2 separate regions of the Homo sapiens genome follow, and region 2 is linked to region 1. A link is a loop called in an ENCODE intact Hi-C map of the cell type or tissue named here. Cell type or tissue: K562. All regions are shown on one strand. Links, peaks and the distances in the headings refer to the core of each region. The heading gives the core; the rest is flanking DNA.

Region 1 (10,630 bases), core at 1,149-9,148:
TACTTGGGAGGCTTAGGTGGGAGGATCGCTGGAGCCCAAGAAATCTAGGCTGCAGTGAGCTATGATCACCCCACTGCATTCCAGCCTGGGTGACAGAGTGAGATTCTATCTCAAAAAAAAAAAAAAAATTCTTTTCACCATGTCTTTGTCAGGCTATTGGTTCCTTTTGTTTGTTTGTTTTTGCCTCGACTGCCAGGAAGCTCAGAATACTAAATTAGGCTGAATGCAGTGGCTTACGCCTGTAATTCCAGCACTTTGGGAGGCTGAGGTTAGAGGATCTCTTGAGCCCTGGAGTTCAACACCAGCTTGGGCAACACAGTGAGATATCATCTCTACAAAAAAATAAAAATAGTAGCTGAGCATGGCGGTGCACACCTGTAGTCAGGAGGCTGAAGTGAGAGGATCCTTTGAGCCCAGGAGTTTGAGGCTGTGGTGAGCTGATATCACCACTACACTCCAGCCTGCATGACAGAGTGAGACCCCACCTCTAAAATAAATATTTAAAAATAAATAAAATAAAATAATAGTACTAAACTTTCATTCATAGTAACTGTGTTTGCTTAAATGAGCATTTCCTAAACTATCAAAGAAGATAATGGATGTGAAAACACTTTGTAGCCATAAAGTTCTAGAAAGACATTATTGTTGTGGTTCTTGTTATGTTCTAGGAAGGGAATTTCAGTTTAGACCAGTATTTCTCAACTGTTCTGTGGTCCCAAGTTAGCAAATGTTTCATTCTATTTTATTTTATTTTAGAGACAGGGTCTCACTCTGTCACCCAGGCTGGAGTGCAGTGGCACTATCACAGCTCACTGTAGCCTTGACCTCCTGGGCTCAAGCGATCCTCCCACCTCAGCCTCCCAAGAAACTGGGACTACAGATGCAGGACACCATGCCCCACTAAATTTTGAATTTTTTGTAAAGATGGGGTTTCACCATGTTGGCCAGGCTGGTCTTGAACTCCTGGTCTCAAACGATCCACCTACCCTGGCCTCCCAAAGTTCTGGGATTACAGGCATGAACCACCACACCCAGCCAGCAAATGTTTCATTTTTTAAAAAAGGATTCTCCCCTTCCCCCGAAATAAATAAAAATTAGAAATGATTCTGTGGCCAAATAAGTTAGAGAAAAAACATATCTTTAAACTTCTTCTTAGATTAATATATAAAGACTCCAAGAAAGCCTATAGTATATAAACTGTGTTTAGGCCAGTCTTTCCCAAATGTATTTAATCACATAAATCATTTAATGCATAAACAGTATTTTGCAGATTACAGTTTGGGAAATTCTCCCCTAAGTTTTTGGTATAGTTGCTGCCCTTGCCCTTCCTACAATATCCTCCTGCTCCACTTGATAGTAATAGCTTTACTGTATTTTTTTTTTTTTTTTTTGAGATGGAGTTTCACTCTTGTTGCCCAGGCTGGAGTGCAATGGCACGATCTCAGCTCACTGCAACCTCCACCTTTCAGATTCAAGAGATTCTCCTGCCTCAGCCTCCCGAGTAACTGGGATTACAGGCATGCGCCACCACGCCCGGCTAATTTTGTATTTTTAGTAGAGGTGGGGTTTCTCCATGTTGATCAGGCCAGTCTCTAACTCCTGACCTCAGGTGATCTGCCTGCCTTAGCCTCCCAAAGTGCTGGGATTACAGGCGTGAGCCACCATGCCTGGCCTATGGTATATTTTAAACCATAAAATATTTTAAAACTTTAGAAATATTCAGGTTGTAAGTGCTAAATCAAACTATATAAATATTGACCGTTTCAATTTATAAAGTGTTTAACACATTTTCCTCGTTGATACTCATAACTGCTCTGTAAAATGGGAAAGGAATCTATTATTATACCCATTTTACATAAGGGGAAGAGGGAACCGACCTAAAGCTACTCAGTTAATGAACAGTACAGCCAGGACCAGAAAAAGGTCTCTCAAGCAGGCTTCCTTCTACTTTTCTGGCTCCCTTACTACTTGAATAACAAGGACTCTTAGCAAGCTGGAACTTTATCTGATGCCTACTCAAATCGTGCATAGAATTAGCATCACAACCATGGCTCAGAATATGGGCTGTGGGCCCAGACTGCTGAGTTCAAATTCTGACTCCAACTCACCAGCTGTGTGACCTGGGCAAGTTATTTGATCTTTCTACTAATCTATTAGGCCTTATTACCCCCATCTGTAAAATGGAGACACCAGCAGCGCCTACTCAGAGGGTTGATGTGAGTCTCAAATCAGGCAATAGGCAATGGGTGTGGGCAGCCTTGAATATAGCAAGTGCTCGATAACGATGTTGGCTATTATGTGAGTTCAGAGTTGAATATAACGTGAAAAGGTTGGCCGAGTGAGGGGGACCGTGAAAACAATTATAATCATTGTGACAAGACTGGAGCAGACAGGCTGGGATCACTGGCAGCCGGGTGATGCCGCTGCCTGGGCACATGGACATGGGGCTCTCTGTCCAGGAGGGTGTCCCTCTCTGCCTTTTATCTGCAGCCTGCCTGTCTCTCCACTCTCAGCCCCAATGGACCCTCTCTAAGGGGCAGGGGCTGGGCCAGACTCCCAGGTGAATTGTGAAACCCTCCCCAGGCCCCTGAGGCATGAAGGTCTTTCTCCTCATCCACCTCCCCCTGGCTGTGGCTCTCAGTGAATCCCCACAATCCTATACCCGGAGGGCAGCGCCAGTCCAGACCTCCTACCCACCAGAGCAGGCACTGGCAGCGAGATAGGGTTGGAGGAGAAGTAGCGCCGGGACTTCCGGATGGCAAACTTCTCTGTGGGTAGAGATTTCCCAGCAATCTTGAGCTTCAGGCCTGGCACAGCTCTGCGAAAGAGATGGGGAGGGTGGGAGAGGATGAAAAAGAGCAGGAGAGGGCAGAGGGTCCCCAGCCTACCCAGCTATGCTTGGCGCCTCTCTGGGCCTCAGTTTCCCCATCTGCACAATGACAGTGTTAGACTCTAAAGAGCCTTCTAGGTCTGAAATAGCCTGCGGCTATAATTTTAGAGACCCTGCCCCAAGACCTGGCCACTTCCTATGGCTGGGCAAGGGGTTCCTCCCCGCCAGCTGGCAGAGATGAGAGTGTGCCAAACACCCCTGGGCCGGCCCTGCCTCCTAGTTATCGCCTCCACTCCCAGGCTCCATTTCTGGGGAGGATCCAAGAGAAGTTTAACCCCAATTTCACAGGAGAGACCAACACTCGGAGAAAGGGTGGGACCTACCCAAGACCAAACAGCTCAAACCCTTAATTAACTCTTGCCTCGCGAGTTCTGGCCTTCTCAGCTGTTTCCAAGGGCAGAGCAAAATGCGGTATGCCACCAGGCACGCCCCCACATCTGGGGCCTCACCCACCAGCTCCATCCCACCCTCCTCCTATTTCTGCCACAGTCACCGGGTGTGGCTGTGACCTCAGGCCTGAGCCATTTAGGCTCAGGGAACAGCTGGATGTGGGTGTGAGGTCCCCCCAAACTCTTCCTTTGCTTATTCACTGTAGAACCTCTCTTGGCCTTAATTTCCTCATCTCTAAAATGGAGGTAATGACACCTGCCCTCCTAGGCTTTCTGGAAGAGTCATCTGAGAGGGGGACATGGAGTCTGCTGTAGTAGCAGACACTCTGTAAGTGATAAATGCCCTATTATTGTGACAACAGTAGCCTAGGAGGCTCATATTATACCCATTTCTGGGTCTGCAAATTGGGCTCAACCTCACCAAGACTGGAGGAAGGCTCTAAGCTCCATCCTCCACCTGCCAAGGCTGAGCTCTGCTCTAAAGACACTTCATAGGAAGCAAACACGGTGGTACAGGTAAGAATGAAAACAGCCACCACTTAGTGGGCAGCTTCTAGGCTCCTAGTTCTATGCGCCAGGCTCTTAACATTTATTATCTAGTTGATTTGCAAAACAGTGCTGCGAGGTGGAGGTTGTTGTTCCCATTTTACAGATGCTGAAGTTGTCCAAGGTGACACAGCTAAGAACAAGCAGAGGCTGGGTTTACTCTTGTTTGTTCGATTCCGACTGTCAGCTCTCTACTGTGCTTCTCTGAGTGTCTCAGGTTAACTCAGCAGAGTGAAAGACCTTCCCTCCCTGGACCTTGGAGCCACATCTGTCCTACTGTCCACATGAAAGAGACTCGGAGGAAGACGATATTAGCAAAACCATTTCTGTGAAAGAAAGCCTCTGAAGAAAGTCAAAGGGCTCCAACCACCAGCAGCAGCAGCATGGGGTGGTGATGGGAGGGGAGGACACGCAGGGGGGGCAGTCCGCGGGTGGGGGCAGGGAGCCACCCTACTCCTCCCTCCCCAGTGCCCACAGCTCAGGGTGGCCTGGCTGGTCTGTCCATAGCGGCCTACACGGTGGGAGTGGCCTACACAGTGGGAGCACGATGTGGGACCCACCGAAATAATTCCACTTCGTCGTCCCCGAACGGCTTGTGGTCCTCCTTCCCAAACATGCTGAGGTAGGCGGCCTTCATGTAAATGTAGGTGGCCTGTGCGAGACAGAGCAACAGCCAGGTGTGAGCAGCCCTCCTCCAGCCCCAGCCGGGCTGGAATCTGCAGACGGACCTCACGTGGCCCAGCACAGGAGCTCCCGTTGTCTCCAAGCCCCAGGGGAGAAATGAAGGTAAGAAGCTGAAGCAACTTGAAGACCTGAATCCAGGACAACCCATGTCAAAGCAGCCACCTTCTTCTCCACTTGAAGCAGTGGCAAGAAGAACCCATGCAACTAGTAATAGGCAGGACAGACTGGGGCTGCGGCAGAGACACAAGGACAGGGGCGCACTCGGGGCTTCCGGGAAGCAACAGCTTCACAGTGGGCCCCTGAAGGGCAATGGGGAAATTCCCTGAGGCCCCAGACAGGCCTTCCAGCCAGGAGGAAGAGGCTGAGCAAAGCCAGGAGGTGGCAGGATGTGTGTGGACTACCAATAGGAGGATGAAGCACGGGCTGTAAAAAGAAGAGGCTTGAGCCAGAAACGTGAGCAGGGCCTGGGTCGGGTCAGCTCGGGCCACCCTGGTAGAACTAACTGCCTTGCTGTGTGTGCCAGGCACACCACATCCAGCACCTCGCTTGATCCCAAAGCCAATGCCAGAAAGGAGTCCGTACCCCACCTCTGCTTCCTGGGACCCCAGAGCTACTGGGGCAGAGCCGGGAGTCAACCCCAGCACCTTGCCCACTAAATGCACAGCCAGCCCTGACAGGGAAACCGTGGCCCTGCGGGAGACCCCCTACCCCACCCAGTCCTCCCTGCACACCACGCCCCTTCCTCAGAAGTCCTGAGACAGGAGCCTGGCTCTGTGCTGCCCTCAAGTGGCCAAGCCCCGAACCACAGCTCCTGCCTCCTGGCTAAGAAAGGGTGGAAAGGAAAAGGCGCCGGACATCCGGGAGTCCTGCCTAAAGCAGGCGGAAAGCGGCCTCCACCTGGCAGCCCCACCCATGCCGGGGCCTCAGCCCGCCCTTCACAACATGAGGGAAAGCTGGTCTTCGTGGGCCACGGCGGGAAGAGTCTCCCTCCCTGAAATCTGTTCCCGGTCCCATCTTTTTTTTTTTTTGATGTGGTCTCGCTCTGTCGCCCAGGCTAAGGCTGGAGTGCTATGGCGCGATCTCGGCTCACTGCAACCTCCGCCTCCCAGGTTCAAGCGATTCTTGTTGCCTCAGCCTCCTGAATAGCTGGGACTGCAGGCATGCACCACCACGCCAGGCTAATTTTTGTATATTTTAGTAGAGACGGGGTTTCACCATGTTGGCCAGGCTGGTTTCAAACTCCTGACCTCAAGCTATCCGCCCGCCTCAGCCTCCCAAAGTGCTAGGATTACAGGCATGAGCCACTGCGTCTGGCCCCGGTCCCATCTTTAACCTCCCGGGTCACCCTTGTCCTCTCCCTTTCCCCTGCCCCTGACGTGGAGACACCAAGTCCCGGTGACTTTACCTCCCGTCTCACTCTAGGATCCTGCTGGCCTTGCCCTACGGCTCTCATTATCGGACTGCCACCATCTCCACACCGTCTCCCTGTTCCAGGCTACCCGGGATGTCTTTCTGCTGTCCTGGTACACATTGTCTCCTATCTCCCTGCTCCCACTCCTGTCCCCTGCAAGCCATTTCGCACACTGACCTTTTTAAGTCAGATCATGTCAGTTCCTTCTGGAAATCTGGTTATATTCCATCACACTCAGGAGACATCTCCTACAATTTCCTTGACACCTGCAGCACTCCAGCCACACGACGGCCTCAGGGCGGTTCCCAGGACACATCAAACACACTCCTGCCCTGCTGTGCCCTGCCCAGCTCCCTCTGCCCTAACGGCCTGCCATGTGACTGCCACGTGCTGCTCCTGCGCTCCATTCTGGTGTCCTCTGAGACAGGCTTCCCCCGACCTCCCCTTACAAAGCCCCTCCCATCACTCCCTGCATCCAGCCTCGCTTGTTCTTCACTGCACTTACTGGAACCAGACATCGTGTTATATTGCCCATCTGTGTTTCTTGTCTCCCCACTAGGACGTGAGCCTTGAGGGGGTCTTTTCCTGCTCATGCTTGTATTTCCTGCCTTAGAACAGGACCCAGCCAGCGGGGTGGCCCAGCAACTGCTGGTGGGCTTTCTAAAGCACCTATCTAAGCCACAAGCCTGCCAAGGCTCCCCCACTGCTGGATAAAGCCCAAACAGCCACTCATGTCCTCCAGGACCTGCCCTAACCTTTCTTTTTCTGGCTCATCTTCTGCCATTTCCTCCCCTACACTCCTTAAACTCTCCCCAGGCCTCTGCCTGTGCTGCTCCTCGGCCCGGGATGCCATTATCCCTTCACCAGGCTCATCTCCAAGAGTCTTCCCTCCTGCCCACAGACAGCTCACCCTCACTGCACCACCAGGGTTAGGATGGGGGCTGTGACTTAGAGTTGTGGACGCCCCAGCTCTCCAGGGATGTACAGGGGCTATGCTGGGACAAAAGAGCAGCTGTCACCCCTGATGCAAGCCCCCTGCCCTTCTGCCACACAAACTCTTCACCCTGTGGCACACAGCCCCTCTGCAGCGCCCTGGCTTCTGAGCCTTTGGTCCTGCCGCCCTCTTGGCTTGGGGTGTCCTCTCACTTCCTCCACTCTGCCTCCCTAAGTCCTTCCTCTCCAAGACCCACCTCAGAGGTCTCTCCTCAGAAGCCTTCCTGTCCTCTTTGGTTGCCTGGGCATGCCTTTAGCTCCTTGGGTTTCCCAAGCCCTGAGCACGCCACTGTCACCACCTTGTTTCTGGCCATCTCAGCCTCTAGGCTGCCAGCACTGGGGGAAACACAAAGGCCTCCACAGGGCTGACTGCAGGAGATAGGTCAGGGTGGTGAGAAAAATTACAGAAAGAAGCAAACCTTGGAAGGCTCGGAGGTTTTGCAAAAGCTTCGGGAAAGGATTTGGCTGAAGGCAGCTGAATTCTCTCAGAGTAGATAACAAGAAGTAAGGGAATTGATCTAGATAAGTTGGTTTACTTAGGCCTCGGAACCTGGCCTTTAATCATCATGCGGAGGACTGCTCTTTCTGGGGGGGCGACAATGTTAATTACCCACAAATGGAGTTTGCTTTAGGCCTTTGTCATTACATCTGTACTAAATAAATGCAAGCGTGGCAGGCTTATGGGGGCCGCTGCTGACTCTGGCAGGGGTCCCCCATCTGCTGACAGGCAAGCCTGTGTCTGCATACTCCGTTCATCCGTCGCTCAGCCAGGGTCTGCGGGTCAGACCCAGCAGCTGACCTCGGAGGATCCTGGCAGAGGGGGGCGCTGCCTGCACAGAGCAGGTGGTGCCTATGGCAATGGCCAGAGGCCCAGGCCCCAGGACTAGAAGTTGGTGGAGTCTGTGGTGGCCAAGTTCTGGAGATTAGAAATGGGTGGGGCCCCAGAACTCAGAGGGTTACAACCCCCATTTTTCACAGAAGTCCTCATGAGGAGAGTGTTGCAGAGAGAGAGGGACTGGCCACCCCAAAGCCACACAGCGGTCTGGGGACTGAGCCAGATTTCCTGACAGCTGGGAGGCCTGGCCCACCTTCTGTTCCTCTATATAGCAGCTGTGTGCCCCCACCAGGTCTCTCCTTCCCCATATGGTTAGCCCCAGCCACCCACCTCACTCTACAGGAAGGCTTCGAGAGTCACTTTCAGTTCAAAAAGGTTCCCTAAGGCCCAGAATCCCAGCACTTTAGGAGGCAGAGGTGGGAAGATTGCTTGGGCCCAGGAGTTCAAGACTAGCCTGACCAACATAGCAAGACCCTGTCTCTAAAAAAAGAAAAAAGGTTCCCTGAGGCTTTGTCCTTTTTGGGAGTAGGAGGTGATGAGGAGGGGGTGTGGGGGCCATGGGAGCTGGGCCTGAGGAAGCACCTTCAACAGCAGGGTGGGCTCAGGGCAAGCCCCGACTCCTCAGGAGGACTCTAGGAGCAAGAGAGAAGCAGAGGCCTCTGAGTCACACAGGACTGTCCTCAAATCCGGTGTCTGTCACCAACAGCCATGTGGGTGGGAAAGTCACAGTCCTCGCTTAGCATCAGTGGCCCTCATGTGCCCAATGGAGATAATAACTTCTCCTCACTGGGTGTGGTGTGGAGGACATGACAGGTGCCAGACATGTTGAGAGCTCAGTAGAAGCCTGCTCCCTTCCCCAGCCCCACCTGCCCCAGACCCAGAGAATTCCCCTTCAGCTTGGTCCCCAGGCAGGGCTACGGAAGAGACCTCCATGCAGAGGAGGGGGAGGGACCAGATGCAGATGACAGGTCTCCTAACAGGTGCCAATGTGGGTCAGTTCTAACGGCTGCCTGGAGCTTTGCAGGGAAGGTATCTAAGGTCACAGCTAGGCTCATGGCAGAGGATTGATTAGCAATGTCTGCTATGGGCAGGGGATGAAGCCATGAAGACACATGTCCTGTGTATTTACAAATAACAGATTAGACGTTTGCTGAGCTAGGTGGTTGTAAGACTCTTGGTTCCAATTTCTGCACTATCATTACTATGATGGTACAAGCTAACACTTATTTCAATACTTACCATGATAAATTTCATCTTTGGTAGGCGGGCATCTGTTTGGCTTTGTTTTGCCTGTATGGCATCTTGTTAATCCCTCCACTATTTCTGGGTGCATCATTTTCTTCTGTGGAACCACCCCTCTCCTACTCTCAGCCCATGAGGAATCTTCCCACCCCTCTGTTCCAGGCATTGGCAGGTGACAAGTCAGACCAGTGAGGCTCAAACTGTGGGACTCTGGTTGAAACCAAGGGGAGGATATGAGTAGAAGCAGCCCGTGGCCACCTTGCCTGTCACATGGAGAGAACCTTCCTGCAAAGATGCAGCAGAAACAAAGATGTCATAGGAGAGAGCACAGCCACAAATGGAAAGACCAAGCCAGACGACATCATTTGAATTCCTGGATCCAGCCCTACCTGAAGTCGGATGTGCCAAGAATGTTCAGTTATATGAGCCTTTTGTGTTTTGGACCTGCATAGTCCAATATAGTGGCCACAAGCCCTACATGGCTATTTAAATTTAACATTTAGTTAATTAAAATTAAATAAAACTGAAAACAATCAGTTTCCCAGTTGCACTAGGCACATTTCATGTGCTCATTGTGCACATGTGGCTGGTGACTACCATATTTGGGCAGTGCATAAGTAGAACATTTCTACCACAGAAACAGTTCTACTGGACAGAGGGAGCCATGTTTCTGTCCTTTGTGACTAGAAATCTCTTTGTGACACATTGTGGTTCAGAAGTTTCTCTTGTGGTCTTTAGTTCCTTCCAAGCCTGAGTCCTATTAGAATTTAAGGTTATGTTTAGATTCCAGCTGAGACATCTGTGTTCAGTTAGGGATTTGGCCCGTGGTCTGGAGGCACACAGTCAGCCCTGGTCACCCAATGCCCCTAACACGTGGCATCAGCCCACCTTGGACCAGCAGTTCTCCTTGCTGAGCAGGTCGGCGTAGAAGTAGGACATCTTCCACTGGCCCTTGTAGGTGAAGCACCACATCAGCTCCCAGTAGCACATGTGGTGGAACTGCTTCCAGTGCTGCTGGGCCTCACAGCACTCCTCGAAACGCCGGATGGCCTGCAGGCACCTTCTGGTCAGCCTGACGGGTGCCCACCCAGCCCCAACCCCTCTGCATCCTCCGAACCTCCCAACACCACAGCAGACCGGGACTCCTCCAGGGCATAGTGGTCCAGCCCTGTGCTAGGCTCAGGTGGGGCCCCAGGAGCCAGGAGATCTGGCCTCCAGTCCTGGTTTTACCTCCTAAGTCTTACATGACGTTGGGCTCAAATACAGCCCCCGCCTAGGACTCTGGTTTTTAGTAACAAAATGAAAGAGCAGGAGAGAGCTATAATGGAGGGGAGGTACCAGACTCCAGCCTAATCGTCATGCCCTAAACAGATGGGCTTTCCTAACCTCTGCCTCCCTCAAGCACCTCCCTCCACCTCCCTCCACTGCAATGCTGCAGTCCTATATCTCCCAGTCAAAATCCCAGGCACCACAAATGCCTCCTCCTCCCTTGTCTTCCCAGGCTGCTCTGCCAGAAGGGCCTCTCCTGCCCCTGCTCTCTGGTTGGTTCTCTCTTGGCCCCCCCCCCGCCCCCAGTCTATCCTGTCCCTGAGTATGTCACATGTGCCTGACTTCCTGCTGGTCTGGGAGACCCCGAGGGA
Region 2 (8,000 bases), core at 1-8,000, 420 kb before region 1:
GACATTCTCAACTTTTATTCATTTGAATATTATCTCTCCTACATAATCAATTCTGCTCTTTCAGAGCTCCTACTTGCCATGGAGGTGCATCTCATTCTAGCCTCCATGTCATCTTTTAAATTTTCTATACAAATTTGTACAGTGATGATTTACTTTATCTTCTATACCATTTTTTTAAACCTATAGTTTTCCAATTTACCTACCTAGTATAGAGTTTTTTCTTTGAGGATGTACTTTTAGATTCTTTATAAAATCCAATCTATTCTATTTTTTCACTATTTCTGGCTTATAAGTTCTATTCTCTACAGTTTTACATATTTTAAACATATCTACCTTAAAGTCTCTTTGTTACCAGTTCTCAAGTTGTTAGTTCTATGATTTTGGCATCTGCTGAATGTGATTGTGGCTTCTCCTGTGGTATATAACGTCTAACAACTGAGTTCATCTTCAGAAAGATTTATTTTCATACCATGCATTATGATGGTATCCTTATAAAGTGTTTCCTGTACATGCATTTGCTGAACTTTATGGACTTCATTAGTTCTAGACCAGTTTTAATTTGCATGAATTCAATCTTAATCATTTGACAGAATTTTGTATAAGCAAACACATTTTATTACACTCTACAGCACCGTGAAGATATTGCATTTTTAAAAAATTGAAGGGGCCGGGCACATTGGCTCACGCCTATAATCCTAGCACTTTGGGAGGCCAAGGCGGACTGACTGACTGAGCTCAGGAGTTCAAGACCAGCCTGGGCAACACAGTGAAACCCCGTCTCTACTAAAATACAAAAAATTAGCTGAGCATGGCAGCATGTGCCTGTAGTCCCAGCTACTCGGAAGGCTGAGGCAAGAAAATCACTTGAACGCGCGAGGCACAAGTTGCAGAGAGCCGAGATTGCGCCACTGCACTCCCGCCTGGGTGACAGGGCAAGACTCCATCTCAAAAATAAAAAAGAAAGAAAAAATTAGAGGTTTATGGCATCCCTGCATCGAGCAAGTCCATCAGAACCATTTTTCCAATAGTACACGCTAATTGCATGTTTCTGTGTCACATTTTGGTAATTCTTGCAATGTTTCAAACTTTTTCACTATTATTATATATATTATGGTAATCTATGATCTTTGATGTTACTATTGTAATTGTTTTGAGGCGCCACAAACCATGCCCACAAGACAATGAACTTCATCAATAAATGTTGTATGTGTCCTCACTGCTCTGCTGACCTGCCAGTTCCCCATCTCTCTCCTCCTTGGGAGTCCCTATTCTCTCAGACACAATATTGAAACGAGGCCAATTAATAATCCAACAATAGCCTCTAAGTGTTCAAGTCATGTTTCTCATTTTAAATCAAAAGCTTAAAATGATTAAGCTTAATGAGAAAGAAATGTTGAAAGTTGAGATAAGCTTAAAGCAAGGTTTTTTTGCACCAAATAGCCACATTGTGAATGCAAAGGAAAAGTTCTTGAGGGAAATTACGTGTTACTCTAGTGAATATACAAATAATAAGAAAGCAGAACAGCCTTACTACTAATATAGAGAAAGTTTTAGTGGTCTGAATAGAAGATTAAACCAGTCGAAACTTTTGCTTAAGCCAAAACCTAATGCAGAGCAAGGACCAAACTTGCTTACATTCTACGACACAGGTGAGGACACGCAGAAGAAAAGTTTGAAGCTTGCAGAGGTTGGCTCAAGAAGTTCAAGGAAGGAAGTCATCTCCATAACATGAAAATGCAAGGTGAAGCAGCAAGTGCTGATGTAGAAGCTGTAGTAAGTTTTATTCAGGACCTAGCTAATTGATGAAGATGCTTACACTAAACAGCAGTAGTAACATTCTATGTGGATAAAACAGCCTTCTATTGGAAGAAAACATCATCACAGCAAAAGAGAAGTCAATGCCTGGCTTCAAAGCTTCAAAGGGCAGGCTGACTTTCTCATTAGGGGCTAATGCAGATGGTGACTTTCAACTGAAGCCAATGCTTATTGACCATTCTGAAAATCCTAGGTCTCTTCAGAATTATGCTAAATCTATTCTGCCTGTGCTCTCTAAATGGAACAACAAAGCCTGAATGACAGCACATCTCTTTACCATATGGGTTACTCAATATTTTAACCCAGCTTCTGGGACCTACTGCTTAGAAAAACAGATTCCTTTCAAACTATTACTATTCATTGACAATGCACTTGGTTACTCAAGAGCTCAGATAGAGATGTACAAAGAGATCAAAGTTGTTTTTCTGGCTGCTAACACAACATCGATTCTGTAGCTCATGGGTCAAGGATTATTTTTGAATTTCAAGTCTTGTTATTTAGAAAAACGAGGCGGGCGGATCACGAGGTCAGGAGATCGAGACCATCCTGGCTAACACGGTGAAACCCCGTCTCTACCAAAAATACAAAAAATTAGCCGGGCATAGTGGCGGGCGCCTGTAGTCCCAGCTACTCGGGAGGCTGAGGCAGGAGAATGGCATGAACCCGGGAGGCGGAGGTTGCAGTGAGCCGAGATTGCGCCACTGCACTCCAGCCTGGGCAACAGAGCCAGACTCCATCTCAAAAAAAAAAAAAAAAAAGAAAAAGAAAATACATTTCATAAAGCTATAATAGCTGCTGTAGATAGTGATTCCTCTTATGGATCTGGGCAAAGTACACTGAAAACTTTCTGGAAAGGATTCACCATTCTAGATGCCATTCATAATTCATGGGAAGAGGTCAAAATATCAACATCAACAAGAGTTTGGGAGAAGTTGATTCTCACCCTTATGGATAATTTTGAGGGATTCAAGACTTCAGCAGAGGAACTGCAGATATGGTGAAGACAGCAAGATAACTAGAATTAGAAGTGGAGTGTGAAGATATGCATGAATTGCTGCAATCTTATGATAAAACCTGAATAGATACGAAGTTGCTTCTTATGGATGAGCAAAAAAAGTGGTTTCTTGAGATGAAAATCTACTCCTGATGTAGATGCTGTGAACACTGTTGAAATGTAAACAAAGGATTTAGACTATGACATAACCTTAACTGATAAAGCAGCAGTAGGGTTTGAGAGGATTGACTCCAATTTTGAAAGAAGCTCTAGTTTGTGTAAAATGCTATCAAACAGGCTGGGCGCGGTGGCTCATGCCTATAATCCCAGCACTTTGGGAGGCCGAGGCAGGCAGAACACCTGAGGTCAGGAGTTCGAGACCAGGCTGCCCAACATGGTGAAACCCTATCTCTACTAAAAATACAAAAAAAAGTAGCTGGGTGTGGTGGTGGGTGCCTGTAATCCCAGCTACTCAGGAGGCTGAGGCAGGAGAATCGCTTGAACCTGGGAGGCGGAGTTGCAGTGAGCCGAGATTGCGCCACTGCACTCCAGCCTGGGCAACAACAGCGAAACTCCGTCTGGAAAAAAAAAAAAAATTGCTATCAAACAGCACTGCATGCTACACAGAAACCTCTCATGAAAGAAGGCCAACCAATGCAGCAAATGTAATTGTTGTCTTATTTTAAGAAATTGCTAGAGCCACCCCAACTTTCAGCAACCACTATCCTGATCAGTCAGCACCTATCAACGTTGAGGCAAGACCCTTCACCAGCAAAAAGATTAATACTTGCTGAAGGCTCAGGTGATAATTAGCATTTTTTTTAACAATAAAGTGTTTTAAAATTAAGGTACATGCTTTTCTTTTTAAGACATAATGCTACTGCACACTTAATGGGCTACATAATAGTGTAAATATAACTTATATGCACTGGGAAACCAAAAAATTAGTGACTCACTTTATTCAGATATCTACTTTACCGCATTGGTCGGGAACTGAGCCTAAAATAGTTCTCACTTTTTGAGGCTAACGATGCCTTTTTCCCCTATGGCCCTGGGTAAATGGTCACCTTTTTTACTGCTTCCCTGAATCTTCACGAAAATTTTACTAGACATTATTTGAAATGTACACGCCAGGCTTTTATAGCTCCTTCCTTGTATGACAAGACACCAGCAGGACTTACTTCCCCATCTGGGCAAGACAAACTTAAGAAAATGGCCAGAACCTGCAGATGGCGCCAAAAGCAACCTCTAGTGACACTCATTGTTCATTAGCATAAGATACTCCGACCAACACCATGATACTTTACAAATGCCACAACTCAGAAGTTACCACTCCTTTTCTAGGGATTTCTGAAAAACCTGTGCCTTAATTTGCATGTAATTAAAAGTGGGTGTAAATTATTAACCAACAGCCCACAAGGGCTCTCGGCACACTGCCTATAGGTTAGCCCTGCTCCGCAAGGTGGCAGTGTGAGTTTAATAAAGTTGCTGTGTTTCACTGCTGACTCATTCTTGAATTCTTTTCTGTGCAAAGCCAAGAAACCTCCCAGGCTAAGCAAATCTTGGGTCTCGCATACCCTGCATCATTGCTAGAGAACAGAGGTCTTATATCTCATCTCCAGGCATAAGACCAGTCTTCAGCCCCTAGTATCTACATCCAGTTGAGAGGGCCAGTTGCTGAAAGCAACTGTAGAAATGATGCAGGGTATGTGAGACCCAAAATTTGGGGCTTAGTCTGGGAGGTTCTGATAAAACCATTGCAATGACACTGATTTCCCTTTTTGGTTCTAGTACCTGACAATTGTCTATTTTTGCTTTCTAGCTTGACCATATTTAGTATTTTTGTTGTTAATACTTTATTCTACTGGCTGATTTTATTTAGTATTAAAGAGGGTCTTCAGTCTACCAGACCATTTGAAAGTCTATTGTTTATTATTTTCTTCATTCTGTCTTAAAACTAATTTCTTAAACATAAAAATAAAACCATCCCATACCCTGGTATACCCTCCATCAACACTTCATAATTTTAATATTTGCTATATGTTTTTAATTTATTGTTTTGAGACAGAGTCTCACTCTGTCACCTAGCCTAGAGTATAGTAGTGTGATCACAGCTCACTATAATACTGAACTCCTAAACTCAAGTGATCCTCCCACCTCAGCTCCCAAGTAGCTAGGACTACAGGCGAGCACCACCAAACCCAGCTAATTTCTTTACTTTTCGTAGAAATGGAGTCTCACTATTACCTAGGCTGGTCTTGAGGTACTGGTCTCATACAATCCACCTGCCTCAGTCTCCCAATGCACAAGGATTACTGGCATTAGCCACCATGCACAGCCAACTGCCCTATATATTTCAAACCCACTTTCTAAAAAAGTCAGAAATGTTTATAGATGATTTAAGTCTCCATCCCTTCTCCATCTTATTTTCTTTTCTTTCTTTTTTTTTTTTTTTTTTTTTTTTTTTTGGAGACAGGGTCTCACTCTGTCACCTGGGCTGGAGTGCAGTGGTGCAGTCACAGGTCACTGCAGCCTCAACCTCCCGAGCTCAAGCAGTTCTCCTGTCTCAGCCTGTAATGTAGCTGAGACTACAGCCATGGACCACCATGCCCAGCTAATCTTTGTTTTTCGTTTTCTGTTTTTGTAGAGACAGGGTTTTGCCATGTTGCCCAAGTTGGTATCTCATTTCTTTTCCTTCTTCCCTTCCCAGAAGTGTGAGAAAGTTATACCACCATGTTTTTTATATTTTTACATTATATATGAATTCATATTAAAGAATACTGAATTTTTTTGTTTTTCAAAGTATTCTATAAATCATACCAATCTGAATCTATTGTTTTGTTACAAAAGTAATGGTTTCCAGCTGTCCCTATACTCATTTATTTCTTATTTATTTCATTTTATTTATTTTCAGACTGTAGATTTTGGGGGTTTGTTGTTTTATTTATATATTTTAATTAACAAAAATTGAATATATTTATCACGTACAATATAATGTTTTGAAATATGTATACATTGTAGAATGGCTAAATGGGGCTAACATATGTATTACCCTACATATTTTAGCATTTTTTTGGTGAGAACACCTACAATCAACTCTCTACCCAACTTTCAAAAATATGATACATATATTCTTTTTTTCTTTTTTTTCTGAGACAGGGTCTTACTCTGTTGCCCAGGCTGGAGTGCAGTGGCACAGTCTCAGCTCACTGCAACCTCCCTCTCCCAGGTTCAAGCAATTCTCCTGTCTCAGCCTCCCAAGCAGCTGAGATTACAGGCACTTGCCACCATGCCCAACTAATTTTTGTATTTTTAATAGAGACGGGATTTCACCATGTTGGTCAGGCTGGTCTCGAACTCCTGATCTTGTGATCCACCCCCCTCGGCCTTCCAAAGTGCTGGGATTACAGGTGTGGGCCACTGCACCCAGCCTCTAATACATACATTCTTATTAAGTACTGTCATCATGTTATACAATACAGCTCATGAACTTACCCCCCTAACTGAAATTTTGTATCCTTTGACCAATACCTCCCCAACTCCCCAGACTCTAGTTTTGATAAAACCAGTCATTCAAATCCTCCTTTAACTATCACTACCATCCTTTTCCTCAAAAAGACAACTGGTTTAATTTCGTATGTGTGTTTTTGTGTTTTAACAAATAAGAATGCTCCAACTATTGCCCTGAAGCAGCTCACTGTCTAAGAGGACAAAAGCATGTAAACAATACTATAGTAGGATATGTGCTATAATAGTATGTAAAATGTGTAAAACGACTAAAAAGAGACAGTAAATGACCTACAGAAAATAAAGGTATGCATTCCAGAGGACACAGTACTTGAGCAGGCTTCGTGCTTCTCAAGATGAAATGGAGTACGTCAGGCAAATAAAAGGTGGAGAACATTCCATACAGAGAAAACATTATGGCCAAAGACACAGATGTATGAAATTAAGGTACGTTCTGGAAAGTAAAAGTAGGTCAAATCAAGAATACCTAGTACCCAGATCTTATTTTCTAATACCACTGTTCAATAAAAGGAACCAGTGTTCCTTGTAGAAATGGCTAATTCTAGGACTGATATTAGGAAGGCAATATACAAGACGAACCTGGAACACCTTGTAGTGCCAGAATGCAAGTAAGTGTTCAAATGTAAACACCACACATACATACACACGTACACTAATGATGGGGATACGACAAACGAATACGTCAAAGGGATATAAAGCTAACTGAACTCCCAATGGCCAAAGCTAAAACATTTGTTTTTTTGTTTTGTTTTGTTTTGAGATGGAGTCTCACTCTGTCACCCAGGCTGGAGTGCAGTGGCGCAATCTCAGCTCACAGCAACCTCCGCCTCCCAGGTTCAAGTGATTCTCCTACCTCGGCCTCCTGAGTAGCTGGGATTACAGGAGCACCACCACACCTGGCTAATGTTTGTATTTTTAGTAGAGATGGGGTTTTGCCATGTTGGCCAGGCTGGTCTTGAACTCCTGACCTCAGGTGGTCCGCCCACCTCGGCCTCCCAAAGTGCTGGGATTACAGGCATGAGCCACCGCACCCAGCCAAAAGCTAAAACATTTCAACAAAGTGAAGTAGTATTGAATTACAACCTAAATTATAAAATAAATATCCATGAGTCCAGATAGATATAAATAAATGATTTAATAAATAAATAAACAGGGAAGAGACAAATTCCTTATGTAAAAGAATTTCAAATAATTTATGTAGCTACTCCACCCTCAAGGAGGTTGAGTATAATTTCCTATTCCTAAAGTATGGGATGCACATAGTAACTTCCTTCCCAAGGGCGACAGCACAGGTAGTGGGGAGAAAGAGTACCTTTACAGTGGAGAAACCTAACAACGCTCAGTCAGGTGATCAAGGTCAATATCAACAATGCTAAGTCATGTTAAAATATAATGTGATGAAAATGGTACTTTACCTCTGTGGTCTTCCTTCCCAAGTCCCATAGTTCCAGTTTAATCATGAGAAAAAGATTAGACAAATCCCTACTGATGTACACTTTACAAAATACTTGAACAGTATTCTTGAAAACTGTCAGCCATCAAAAACAAGGAATGGCTGTGAAACTAACACAGAAGGAGGAGCCTAAGGAAGTATAGTAACTAAATCTAATGTGGTATCTTAGATGGCATCCTGGAACAGAAAAGAACATTAGGTAAAAATATC

What was found. A loop is a pair of places that touch in the nucleus more often than their neighbours do. Peaks named below come from ENCODE experiments on the same cell type or tissue, not always from the same donor. Only the 100,000 strongest peaks of a DNase experiment are listed, where the experiment ranks them.
Region 2: a loop joins it to region 1, with 5 times the contacts of the local background. A loop is called at or near these places in 4 of 110 quality-filtered maps.

The regions. Positions count from the first base shown.
Region 1 is chr1:51,291,694-51,302,323 of GRCh38, forward strand. TTC39A (tetratricopeptide repeat domain 39A) reads right to left here. Exons shown (of 18, transcript NM_001297663.2): 12 at 9,879-10,040; 13 at 4,386-4,477; 14 at 2,698-2,818. It overlaps LOC124904177 (a long non-coding RNA gene), which reads left to right and starts at 2,813. Exons shown (of 2, transcript XR_007066082.1): 1 at 2,813-3,795; 2 at 9,153-9,523. RefSeq lists an enhancer at 6,088-6,730 and a silencer at 9,553-9,602. In K562, for the core only: CTCF peaks have their summits at 4,826, 5,300 (motif pointing left) and 7,733 (motif pointing right); DNase peaks (open chromatin) are centred at 3,378 and 5,288.
Region 2 is chr1:50,869,510-50,877,509 of GRCh38, forward strand. All of the region lies in intron 1 of FAF1 (Fas associated factor 1), which reads right to left. Among named protein-coding and RNA genes, the nearest start is that of FAF1, 87 kb to the right of the region's middle. RefSeq lists an enhancer at 4,148-4,442. In K562, for the core only: a CTCF peak has its summit at 4,226 (motif pointing right); DNase peaks (open chromatin) are centred at 4,032 and 4,312; H3K4me3 peaks cover 396 bases.